2 separate regions of the Mus musculus genome follow, and region 1 is linked to region 2. The links are chromatin contacts, found by POLR2A ChIA-PET in ENCODE. All regions are on one chromosome and are shown on one strand. The core of a region is the stretch at or near the end of the contact, and the rest is flanking DNA. Distances in the headings are between cores, read along the strand shown.

What was found. ChIA-PET counts read pairs that join two places held with the same protein, here RNA polymerase II (POLR2A).
Region 1: POLR2A ChIA-PET joins it to region 2 with 25 read pairs in Patski. The contact joins the promoter of Tuba1c here to the promoter of Lmbr1l in region 2. POLR2A ChIA-PET finds 5 or more read pairs at or near these places in 3 of 5 experiments (Patski and embryonic stem cell).

What each region holds. Positions count from the first base shown.
Region 1 is chr15:99,025,159-99,031,843 of GRCm38, reverse strand. It overlaps Tuba1c (tubulin, alpha 1C), which reads right to left and starts at 1,953. Exons shown (of 4, transcript NM_009448.4): 1 at 1,420-1,953. The coding sequence starts at 1,422.
Region 2 is chr15:98,913,488-98,919,378 of GRCm38, reverse strand. It overlaps Lmbr1l (limb region 1 like), which reads left to right and starts at 1,281. Exons shown (of 17, transcript NM_029098.3): 1 at 1,281-1,529; 2 at 4,158-4,242; 3 at 5,789-5,822. The coding sequence starts at 1,458. It overlaps Gm41396 (a long non-coding RNA gene), which reads right to left and starts at 1,410. Exons shown (of 5, transcript XR_001781764.2): 1 at 1,323-1,410; 2 at 357-466.

The sequences.
Region 1 (6,685 bases), core at 704-3,203, 110 kb before region 2:
ATTCAGAACCTTTGGAAGAGCAGTTGGTGCTCTTAGCTGAGCCATCTCTCCAGCCTTTCTTTTAAATTTCTATTGTCAGCTGACCAGGTGCAGGCTAGGTAAATGGTCTCTCAAATAGTTAAAACTTATTTAGCAGGGAGGTTCCTTTTACCGAAATTATTCACTCTGTAGCCCGCTCTAGCCTGGGACTCACTAGGGACTAAGGAGCCCCAAACTCATGATGAGCAATCCCCCTCCCTGTCTCAGCCTCCAAAGTCTAGAGAACTAGCCACTCTCCTCCAAGCCGGGCTGAGTTCCTGGTAACTTTGTTTGCTTTTGAGACCGGGTCTCATTGTGCTGGCTGACCAGAACTCAGAAGATACTCCTGCCGCTGCCTCCAGAGCCCAGGGTTTGATAGCCTCACCCATTTTTTTCTTGAAAACTGAACTAATACATTGTTAACCAGGTGAATAACCCTAGCTCTTGGGTAGTGGAGACAGAAGGATCTTGGTTTTAGTTGAAGGTCATGTTTGGCCACATAATGATTTCAAGACTGGCATGAGCATAAGACACTCAAAAACCAAAGTGCAAGCCAAGTGGTTTGCCTTTCATCTCAGCTCAGGTAGCAGAGGCAGGCAGAGCTCTGAGTTCCAGACCATCCTGGTCTACAGGGTGAGTTCTATTACAGCCAGAGCTACAAAGAAACCCTTTATCGAAGGAAGGAAGGAAGGAAGGAAGGAAGGAAGGAAGGAAGGAAGGAAGGAGAGAGAGAGAGGGGGGGGAGAGGGGAAGGGAGAGAAAAAAACCCGCTGTTGGTAGTTTACTCTAGCTTTAAATTGAAAAAAAAATTTTTTACGGACATTTTTTCTTAACTGGGCTAAATATAAATATGCCGTTGAAGTAACACTAAAAACTAGGCTGGCTTAGGGGATCTGACGCCAATTATTCCCTCCTACGGAGGAGCTCGCCTTCTCAGGTGCACAGCTGCAGCTGGAAGGGCCGGGGACTGGCCACAGGTGACTCAGCAGCGAGTCACAGGGCGTGGAGACGGTGCCCGGAAGTATTTGCTCAGTCCTGTCCAGAGCGCACGAGGTCCTCTGGGCTATCCCAGCTGGGAGAGCGACATCATTTGAGGAAAATGGAGACCTTTGAGTTTCTCCAAACTCTCGTGATCATTGTGAAAGTTCCCTGCCTTTCCGGGAGCGACCGGCGGCCGAGACGGGATGCTCTCCCAGGAGGATCGAGACAGAGGATCGGGACGAGCCCTCCAGCCCAAAGCGACACTAGTTTAGTGGACTAGGCTCTCACACCCCAAACGCCAGAAGCCAGTCTAACTGGAGGCGGCCGTCGTGGGGCTATTGCAGGTATCGTCTCCCGGGCAGCCCTCAGCTCCCGCGGTCCCTTCAGACGACCTCGCCGCTACCCCAAAGCCATACTCACCATATTTAGTCCTTGAAGTGGTCCGCGAAAACTGAGGAAGTGAAAAAGGGTGACGAAGATCTCCCACTAACAGACTACCAAGGAGTCCGGGGGAGAAGCTGTGTAAGGTCCGCCTCCAGGACAGGGCTTATATACCCTGGCCGGGCCACGCGTCGGGAGGGCGGACACCGGACCCCGCCCCGGGCCGCAGCGAAGCCGATGATTGGCGGGTTCGAAAGTTCAAATCAAACTCCGTAGAAGGAGCTGGAAGTGGGAAGGGGAGGAGACACCCAGGGTCCACGCCAGGGCCAGGTGGGGCGGGGAAGAAGGTGGGGAAGGCGATTGGAAGTTGGAGGACAGCGAGATCTTTGTGGAGCTCTGGCCGGAAGAAAGTCCCAGGTAGAGAGGGGGGCGGCCTGGCTCAGCCACCGGGGACTCACAGCTGATCGCCGCCGCACTTGTGGCTCGGTCGCCCCACCCAGGCCTTGGAGCCCGGAAGAGTGAGCCAGAGAGGTGACCCGGGGCTGCCGGCAGGGTGGTGACTGCGACAGCTTCAGGGGGCCAAGATGGAAACGCCCAGTCAACTTGACGGCACAGTGGGAGGGGTGGAGCTGAAGTTAGCTCAAGCCAAAGCCGGTTACAACATCACCAGGGTTGCAGCCCCTGAAGGCAATCTTTCCTAACCTAGGTCTCAGTTGCCTCCAATGGGTCCTAAGCACCTTACTCTTTACTCCCGCCTTCTAGAAGGCTAGCCCTCTCCTCCTTCCTCCCTTCTCCCCACCCTTCCCCCAAGTCCTGAGGATATTTGCCAGAGCATCCCGAGCGCCCTTTTATTTTCGAAGGCAGAGTCTGCCTCAGCTCCTCTTTAAGCAAACATTCCGAGTCTTAAGAGCCTTAAGAGGCACAAAATTATTCGGCCCATTATGAGAGGAACTCGTAACTCCCCCCCGCCCCCCAAGATGGGTCCCCGCTGCAGTGCTCAAGCTAAACCCAGGCGATCCACACTAATTCCTTTCTCTGCGTCTGTGGGATGCAGAGTTCACTCTGTAGTACCACATTCTCTCTGGCCCAAGAGCCCGGGGGCTCCTCTCCTCATTTTACAGTCAAGAGGAGAGGAGAGTTCGGGAAACAAAGCAGGCAAGTGTCTCCACCGCGGGAGACGTTGGACTTCCCTGCCCCACTGCCCTGCACTAGACAGACTTGTCTGAACAACTCCGCAAAGCAGATTTCTCAGAAGTGCCATTCAGTCCTGCTGAGGAGATAGACAGATCCCTGGGAAAGTTTAAGGAACTGGAGTGGTGTGCTTGCTTGTCCTCTTCATACTAAGGAGAGAGAGACAGGAAGAGCCTGGAGCTCACAGGCCAGCTGCTCTTGCAGTATCAGAGTTCAGTGAGGAACCTTGTCTCAAAAAAAAAAAAAAAAAAAAAAAAAAAAAAGGTGGAGAGTCATAGAGGAAGACGGAACATATTGACCTCTGGCCTATGCACGTACACAGAATCTCTCTCTCTCTCTCTCTCTCTCTCTCTCTCTCTCACACACACACACACACACACACACACACACACACACACAAATTAAAAAGCCGCCCTTATTTGAATGTGATGATGCATACCTGTATTTCAGCAGGCAGGGGACAAGACTGGCAAATTTGATCCAGGCTACTTTGTTTCAAATAGAAAAGACTAGAATGCCAGGGATGGCTGTGAAAAGTGGTACAATACAGGCAGACAAGATGGCTCAGTGGTAAGGTCATTTGCCACCAAGCCCGAGGAACTTGGGAGTTTGACTCCCAGGACCTATCCAGTGTAAGGAGAGAACCAACTGTAACTGATTAAATTATCTAATCTTTATACCAATAAAGTACCAGAGGCTTAAACTATGGTAAAGACCTGCTAGCTCAGCAAGGCAACTTTCTTTTCTTTTCTTTTTTTTCTTAACTACATACAAAATATCTATTTACAAGCCTGATTCCACAACTAAACTGCTAGCTCTTTAGAAATTTCTTTCTGGGGCTGGAGAGATGGCTCAGTGGTTAAGAGCACTGACTGATCTTCCTAGAGGTCCTGAGTTCAAATCCCTGCAGCCACATGGTGTCTCTCAACTACCTGTAATGAGATCTAATGCCCTCTTCTGGTGCTGCCTGAAGACCGCTACAGTGTACTTAGATATAATAATAAATAAACCTCTTTTAGCTACAGTGTACTTAGATAAATAAATCTCTTTTTAAAAAAATAAATTTCTTTCTGAGTCAATCTACAGAGCTAGTCTACTTTTCTCTTGAGCTCCTCCAAACCGGAGAGGGCTTCTTAGCTCTCTTTCCTAGAATATTGTTTTACCTGTGTCCTGCCAGCTGTGTCTCTGTTTTCCTGTAAGTCAAAGAGAAAAATCCCTAGCCCTTACTTGGAGCTCCTTCCATAAAGAAGACTCTTCCAAGCAGAGAGAGAGAGAAGGGGAGATGGGAGAAAGAGAGTACTGGAGAGGGAAGAGGGAAGGGGAAAGGGGAAATGGGAAAGTGGGAAGAGAGAGAGAGAGAGAGAACCTCTCCCAAGCAAGTTGCCTTAAAGTTAGCAGGAACTTTCCATTTTTTAGCATTCTTATCTAATGAGGCTTTTAGAGGCGCACCTAAACTGCATCTCTACAGGACTCATTTAGCCGCCTTTGACAAATGCAATTATCTATTTAAACTCTTATATTTTGCTAACAATTAGCTTTTCTATGTACAATAATCAAGTATCCTGTAACACTAATTCCCAAAAGTTGTCCTCTGACATCCATACACATGCCGCAGCAAACACATAGTCTATGTAAATAAAAACGCAAGAAATAAAAAGAAGTCGAGCAATGGTGACAGATGCCTTTAATTCCAGCACTTGGGAGGCAGAGGAAGGCAGATTTCTGAGTTCTAGGCCAGCCTGGTCTACAGAGTGAGTTCCAGGACAGCCAGGGCTACACAGAGAAACCCTGTCTCAAAACAAACAAAAAGGAATGGACCAGGCAGCAGCTGGAGCAAAAGCTTCCAGTCACAGAAAGCCTGTGGTGTTCTTGGGCAGAATGCGAAGGCCAGAGGGATGGAATTGATGCATGGTGAGGAGCTCTGGCACAGTGGAGCATGCCTGTAAACGCCACACGGTGGAGCATGCCTGTAAACGCCGCTACTTAGGAGGCTGAAGCAGAAGGACCACTGGTTTGAGGTCAATCTGAACAATTTGGGAAACTCCATTTTCCCTAGCATTTATGATGGATTGAGTTTAATTCCCAGTGAAGAGGTGAAAGGTAAGAAAAGCACAAAAGGGGCTGGAGAGATGGCTCAGCAGCTAGGAGCACTGACTGCTCTTCAAATCCCAGCAACTGCCGGGCAGTGGTGGCACACGCCTTTAATCCCAGCACTTGGGAGGCAGAGGCAGGAAGGTTTCTGAGTTCGAGGCCAGCCTGGTCTACAGAGTGAGTTCCAGGACAGCCAGGGCTACACAGAGAAACCCTGTCTCGAAAAACAAAAACAAACAAACAAAAAAATCCCAGCAACTACATGGTGGCTCACAACCACCTGTAATGAGATCTGACGCCCTCTTCTGGTGCATCAGAAGACAGCTACAGTGTACTTACGAATAATAATAAATAAATCTTTGGGCTAGATGAAGCAAGGGCAGACCGGAGCGACCGGAGCAAGCAGAGGTCCTAAAATTCAATTCCCAACAACCACATGAAGGCTCACAACCATCTGTGCAGCTACCGATACTTGCGTACCCATGTACATAAAATAAATAAACAAACAAACAAATAAATATTTTGAAAAAAAAAGAAAAGAAAAGCAGGACAGTTTCTATACTTTTCAGCTTGAATACATAAGGGGCTAGAGACATGGCTCAGCAGTTAACACCGCCTGCTCTTTCAGAGGACCTGAGTTAGAGTCACAGAACCCACAAGCTACATACAGTCGCTTCCAGGGAATTTAGCTCCCTCTGCTGGCTTCTGTGGTCACTGCATGCATACAGTACATAAACATACAGGCAAAACACCCACGCACAAAATAAAATCTGAAACACAGACAAATATTAGGGAAGAGAGAAGCTTAAGAAGAAACCAAAACGGCTGGAGAGATGGCTCAGCAGTTAAAAACACTGACTGCTCTTCCAGAGGTCCTGAGTTCAATTCCCAGCAACCACATGGTGGCTCACAACCATCTGCAGTGGGATTTGATGCCCTCTTGAGGTGTGTTTGAAGACAGAACCAATGTACTCACATATAATAAATAAATAGTTTTAAAAGAAGAAGAAGGAGGAGGAGGAGGAGGAGGAGGAGGAGGAGGAGGAGGAGGAGGAGAAGGAGAAGGAGAAGGAGAAGGAGAAGGAGAAGGAGAAGGAGAAGGAGAAGAAGAAGAAGAAGAAGAAGAAGAAGAAGAAGAAGAAGAAGAAGAAGAAGAAGAAGAAGAAGAAGAAGAAAGAAAGAGGCGGAGGAGGAGGAGAAGAAGAAGAGGAAGAGGAGGAGGAAGAGGAAGAGGAAGAGGAAGAGGGAGAGGAAGCCCTGTACGTGAAGTTCCCGAAGTTCAGGCCTTGCCGCTGCCTTCAATCCAGAACAGAGCTGTCACATTCTCAGCGGAGCAGCTGCGACCCCACCAAGATCAGGCCAGCCTCCATTCCCTCATCCAACGACTCTCAGCCCAGGCTGCAGTCACACCCTCCTGGGCACCAGCCCCCGGTGCAGGGGATACTGCGCCAGTGGTTCTGGACTCCTGGGGTATTAGCATGTACAGGAAGTAAAAGATTCGTCGTTAAAGCTATGCAGCTTTCAGGAGGCTGGCGCACGCAGGGGCGGGGCTTCGGGATTCGGCTGTTTGGGGGTCATCCAAGACCCACAAAGTAAGTTACCATTTCCTCAGTGGTTGGGAGTGCTAGCTGCTCTACCAGAGAATTCTGGTTGAATTTCCAGCACCCACAGGGCAGCTCACAACTGTCTGTAACTTCAGTTCCGTGTTCTCACACAGACATACATGTAGGCAAAATAATACACATAAATAAAAATATCCGGGCGTGGTGGCACACGCCTTTAATCCCAGCACTTGGGAGGCAGAGGCGGGCGAATTTCTGAGTTCGAAGCCAGCCTGGTCTACAAAGTGAGTTCCAGGACAGCCAGGGCTACACAGAGAAACCCTGTCTCGAAAAACTAAAAAAAAAAAAAAAAAAAAAAAAAAAAATATATATATATATATATAATTTTTAAAAAGTCCTCTTTGGGCAATATAATTGTTTCGTGGGTAACAATGCTCACTGCCAAACCTGATGATCTAAAT
Region 2 (5,891 bases), core at 32-2,531:
GCCAACTATATAAACATAAATGTATACACGGGATGTATTTATTTTGTTTTTGAGACAAATTCTCACCATGTTACTCTGGTTGTCCTAAAACATTATGTAAAGGGCAGACTGGCCATGAATTTATAGATCCACCTGCTTCTGCCTTCCTAGTGCTGAATTAAAAGACGTGTGCCACAATGCCCAGATGGTTTCTGAATCTCAAAGTAGGACTGGGCCAACCTCTATTTTCTAGTTTCAAATTAAAACGTTAAAACGTTAAAATGTTAAAACATTAAAATTAGATAAAGGCTATAAAGAGAACAGCACATAGCAGGGAGTTAATGTTTGGGAGTTAATGTTTTACTCAACCCACTCACCAATATTCCCTGGGATATTTCCTCAGTTTCGGGATAGCCTGGGCCTGGTAATACATGCAATCAACTAGGAAGCTGAGAATTCAAGGGTAGCCTGGTTTGCATCGCAAGACCTGTCTCAACAAAACAAAAGTTTCATGACATTTTTAAAAAGTCTCCTGTTTTTTTGTTTTTGTTGTGGTTTGTTTTTTAACTATTTGTTCTCTAATACCCTAGGCCTTCCACAAAAATAACTGTGTGAAAGCTGTCTGGAGTGGCAGGGAAACTCCAATAACAAATAAAAAAACGCATCGGGCAGTGGTGGCACAAGCCACTAATCCCAGCACTTGGGAGGCAGAGGCAGGCGGATTTCTGAGTTCGAGACCAGCCTGGTCTACAGAGTGAGATCCAGGACAGCCAGGGCTACACAGAGAAACCCTATCTCGAAAAACCAAAAATAAAAATAAAGAAAAAGAAAAGAAAACGCTATGGACCTTTGGGTTACAGGCAGCCGTCCCTTCAGAAGACCCCGTGGTGCTTACATCTTCTCGACGGGCTGACCTGATCCCAACCTTATTCGTTTAAACTAAAATCCTGACGGATACACATCCTGGAACCAACCCTCACATCTCAGCCGTGGACCACAAGGACTCTTAGTTTTAGAACAGCTTCGACAGGCCAAAAACATCCCGCCTCCTTTCCCAGAATGTCCTATCAGCGCACTCCTAGCGATGACCGACAGTCTACGAGGAACCAGTAAGTTCCGCTCCTCTGAAGAAACCCGCCCAGGCCTTGTGTCGTCACTGGGCACCAAGCCTGGCACTTCCGCGTAGCCGGGCGGCGGGTACTTGCGTTGAAACGTGCTTGCGAGTGACCCCACCTTAAAGGGGAGGGGACCGAGGGGGACCCGAGCCCTTTAAGACTAGGCGGGCTGGGGCCTGCCCCTTTAAGGGCGGGGCGTCCGACCGCAGAATCTGAGCCCCAGATTACCTTGAGTTTCCGTCACGGGCAGCGAGGAGAGGCGCTTAGGCTGGGTCCGGGTGCTTGGCGGGCGGCGGCGGCCTCATCCCCGCTCGTCCTCCCCGGGCCCGGAGACACCCCCGCCCCAGTCATGCTGAGCAGAGTATGGAAGCAGCTGACTACGAAGTGCTATCCGTGCGAGAACAGCTGTTCCACGACAGGGTCCGCGAGTGCATCGTGAGTCCGGGACCTGGGCGGGAAGGGGCCGGGCCGAGGTGGGAGGGGCGCGCCGCGATGGAGACGGGAAGTCCAGCTGCCTGGGCTCCGGAGCACCTCGACCCCTGCGAGCGCCGGGGCCGGGCCGGTGAACTCCCGGTCGGGTCGGCTGGGTCCCTGAGCCGTAAACAAAGCCGCCGGGTTTCCGTTCCTCGGCCGCTCGCCCCTCCCCCCGCCCCTTCTACTCCACCCCCGTGGGCGTTCCTGGCGATGGGGGTCCTCTAGTGTGGAGCGTTTGATCCTCTGGAAAAGGATGGATTTGCTTCGGGACAAGTTAGTGTGCGTGTTCCCCCTTAAAAGTAGATGAAGGGCAACCATGGTTGATGTTGAAATGAAGGGAGACTCGGTCACATTGAGCAGTTAACCGGGGACATGCGATGGTGGCGCGAGGGGCGAAGGAAAAGTGGGAGCTGTAGTGGGTCCTCCCACTAAGGAAGAAAGAAGTCCTGTCCGACGAGATGGGGTTGTAAGAAGTGGAGATGGAGGAACACCGAGGTTTCCCCGCCTGTTTTCTCTCCCCTGTAGTAGTGGTTGTTTTCATTCCTTCTGTGATTGAATCCTGGGCCTCTGGCATGCAGCATGCCAAACACAAGCCAATACAATGACACACACCCCGCACGACTTCCGGATAATTTGTTTGACACTCAGACTGGGTTTCCAGCCATCCCGTGTGAGTTCTCATGTGTGGGTGGGGTGGGGTGGGGTGGGGTGGGGGTGGGAGGGTCCCGGGTCCGCAGTGATCCTGAGCGCATCTAGCCTGTATTTCTTATTCTTTAAGCATTAATCTAGAATTGCAGTTGAACTTTCCATACGGCAGTGTACTACTCTAGGGTAGGAGCACCCGTGGGACTTAGGGAAATCTATTTTCCTTGGGCCTGCTTTGAATGATAATCTCTTTGTCTGCTGGGTTTTTTTGTTTTATTTTGTTTTGTTTTCCCAGAGAGCTCTGCACATACTAAATGAAAAGGGAAGGGTTTGGAGGAGTGGAAGGAGATCTTACTGAATAAAGGGGAGGGCTCAGATGGTGTCTTTCTTCATTTTTCTCAGGCTGAGCTTTAGGCTACCCCTTGGCATGCTTAGATTGAAGAAACGGTAAAGGGGACTAGGTCTGCCCTTACCAATGAGGGCATACGAGTATCTAGCCCCAGGATAAGAGTCGGGTAGCATCTCTTCTGTGTTCCTTGGGAGAGGTACACATTGGGGATTGGGCATATCACGGTGGGGGGCCAGGGGGGGGCACATCCAGGCCTTATAAGATACTGACCACCTGGAGGGATGAGGCCGAAGAAACTGCTCAGTATGTGTTTCTGCCTCCTAAGCCATTAGCTTAGGACATCAGCTCCAGCCAGGGGCAAGTGAACGTTTCTAGTGTCTCCTGAATGTGGCTCCCATCTAGAAACTAGAGAACAACCCAGGTAGGAGGTGGGGGTGCGCGCCTTCAGTTCCAGCACTCAGGAGGCACAGGCAAGCGGATCTCTTGAGTTTATGGCCAGTCTGGTCTACAGAGTGAGTTTCAGGACATCCAGGGCTACACAGAGACACCATGGGAGAGGGAGGGAGCGAGCACTGAAACAGCTTAGCCTGTCCTGGAAGTGGGTGGAACCCCAAGCCTGACCTTTTGAGCTCTACTACCCTCTTGGCTGTTAATCAAGTTCAAGACCAAAAGGGGCAGAGAAGGAGCTGTTGGGAAAATTCAGCTTCCATCTTAGTGGCTCTTCCTATGGGGACTTCCTAAATCAAAAGCTATCACTTTATTCTAGACACAGGACTTTCTTGGTCTCCTCTTTGTCACTGTACAGATTTCCTCTAGGGTCTGTTTATCTTGGAGACTAGAAGACACGTGAGATCGAGCTTGTCTGTGCCTACCTCAAATGCAATGACATTTCCCTTTTGTTTTTCTGATGCCTTGGAATGGTGTAGAGATGTAATGCTTGTACTACTTATCTGTCCAAGTTCTGTCCTGTCATTTGGAGGTCTAACCACTCAAGGCCATGTGTAGGTCCTAAGATACTTGGCTCTGAAGTTAGAAATTACTTATGGTAGGGTCTCAGGAGTGACTACTTTTAGAGTGACAGATGACCTGCTCTGGAAATGTTGGGCCCGACTAAAGCCTTCTCTCAAGCTGAAGGGGCCCTGGTTTGGAGTAGAAGTTCTGATTTGCTCTCCAGATGGGATTCTTATGCAGTAGTGCCTGGGGCATACGCTCTCACTACAGCAACTGAAGCTGGGTAAGAGGACATGCCAAGGCAACAGAGGCATCTTTCCCCAAGCCTGTTTCTTTCCTAGAATGTTCTCAATGTCAGCCTCTCTCATTCTATGGCCTGATGTAGGATGTGGAGTATGTGTGTGTGTGTGTGCATATGTGTTATTTCTGCGAGTTCCTCTGCTTGAAGCTTGTGGCTCCAGCACAGTACCAGGGCTGGGTTGGCCTTCTTTTCCCAGGGGTGACCTCTGTTTGGTCCTTCTTAAAGTCCTCCCCTCCTCCCCCGTAGCTTAACTGAAGGGAAGTCACCAATGAGAACTCCACGATGTATGGAGCTTTCTATAGCGGCTATAGAACGTCTCATTCCAGCTTGCTTTTTGCCACAGATCTCAATACTTCTGTTTGCAACACTCTACATCCTCTGCCATATCTTCCTGACCCGCTTCAAGAAGCCTGCTGAGTTCACCACAGGTACTCTGACTTCCCTACTCTCAGCCTTGTTGCCATGGGGTTGGCCTCAGAGGGGTGTGTACCAGTGCATGCTGGGAAAGGGCAGGTGACTACTGGGCTGCTCTGCAGCCTGTGCCTCTTGAGCTCTGTTCTGCATAGAGTTGAGGGGGTGGTAGGTAGGACGCCTAGATGGAATGTCTCCAAGCTTCGGGCTTCTTGTTACTTAATTACTTTATTTGTATATGTTTTTAAGTTAGAGAACAAACTCATGTTTTATAGTGGATTTTTCAAAATCAGATACTTCTTTCTTGGTTTTATTTTATAGACAATTTCTCACGTAGTCCTGCCTGGCCTTGAACTCTTTATGTATCTAAGGATGACCTTGAACTACTGTCTCTGCCTCCCAAATCCTGGGCTCCATGGTGTGGTGCATGCTGCCACGTTCCTGTCCCAGTAGTTTCTCCACACCCCCACCCCCACCCCCCGCCCTTTCTTTTCCTCTGTGAGTTTTCATGGAACTCACTGTGTAGACCTGGCTGGCCTTGAACTCACAGAGATTAGCCTGCCTCTGCCTCCCAGATTCTGTGATTAAAGGTGTGCGCTGCCACTACCACCTGGCATCCATTTAGCTTTTCTTTTCCTCTTTTGTTTTGTTTGTTTGTTTGTTTTGGGGGGTTGTTTTGTTTTGTTTTATGAAACAGGGTTTCTCTGTTTAGCCCTGGCTATCCTGGAACTCACTCTGTAGACCAGGCTGGTCTCGAACTCAGAGATCCGCCTGCCTCTGCCTCCCGAGTGCTGGGATTAAAGGCGTGGGCCGCCACGCCCGGCTCACCATTTAGTTTTTCTAATCCTGTTTCCTCCTGCAAAATGGACATCCTGAAGTCCACTTAGCGCTTTATCACTGGGAGGACCAAATGAGAGCCTTCCATAAACCTTAAGTAGGCGACTGCAGGGTGTATCTTGGGTGTATGTTTTATGTTGGCTCATTTCCTAGTGCTCTCCCACTAGGACCCAAAGCTTCCCGAGGTCTGGTGATGGTAGTCTTTCTCTAGCGTCCCAGACTGTGGCTTTTCGTCCTGTAGATCTCTGATGGGAACACAAAACACTTTGTTTCAGAGCCTAGACTCAACCTATTCAAACACCCAGCCAAGCTGTCTCCATCAGTACTCTTCCGTTGGGGACTTTTCTCTGGGATCCCCCTCCCTCCTCTAGCAGTTCTTTTCCCCCACCCAGCCCCCACCCCATGTGAACAGCCTCACAGACTGCAGTGTGTTTATTGTATCTGAGCCCATTATAAAGAGAAACCTGTTATGATAGTGACTGCAGGGAGGAGGGGCAGGAGCAGGGAAATTGGGGTCTGTATTCTGTGTAATGGTCGAGGACCCCTGATCACCACGCTGCTACCTCGTTCGGAGAACAGGCTGTGAGGATTGTTGTGAAAGATCTACCAGAGCCTCTTGTTGAGCACTGTCTTCAGTGGTGGGGAAGGGGACGCGCTCTGATACATTTGGTCCCAGAACCGCCCTCTGATGTCTTGCTGCTTCCCCTTCCTGTCTGTTTCTTGCAGTGGATGATGAAGATGCCACAGTTAACAAGATTGCGTGAGTGTCACTGATCTCAAGCCACTCCAGTGACTTAGGATCTAGAGTCCCCCGAGGCAGAAGAGAAGG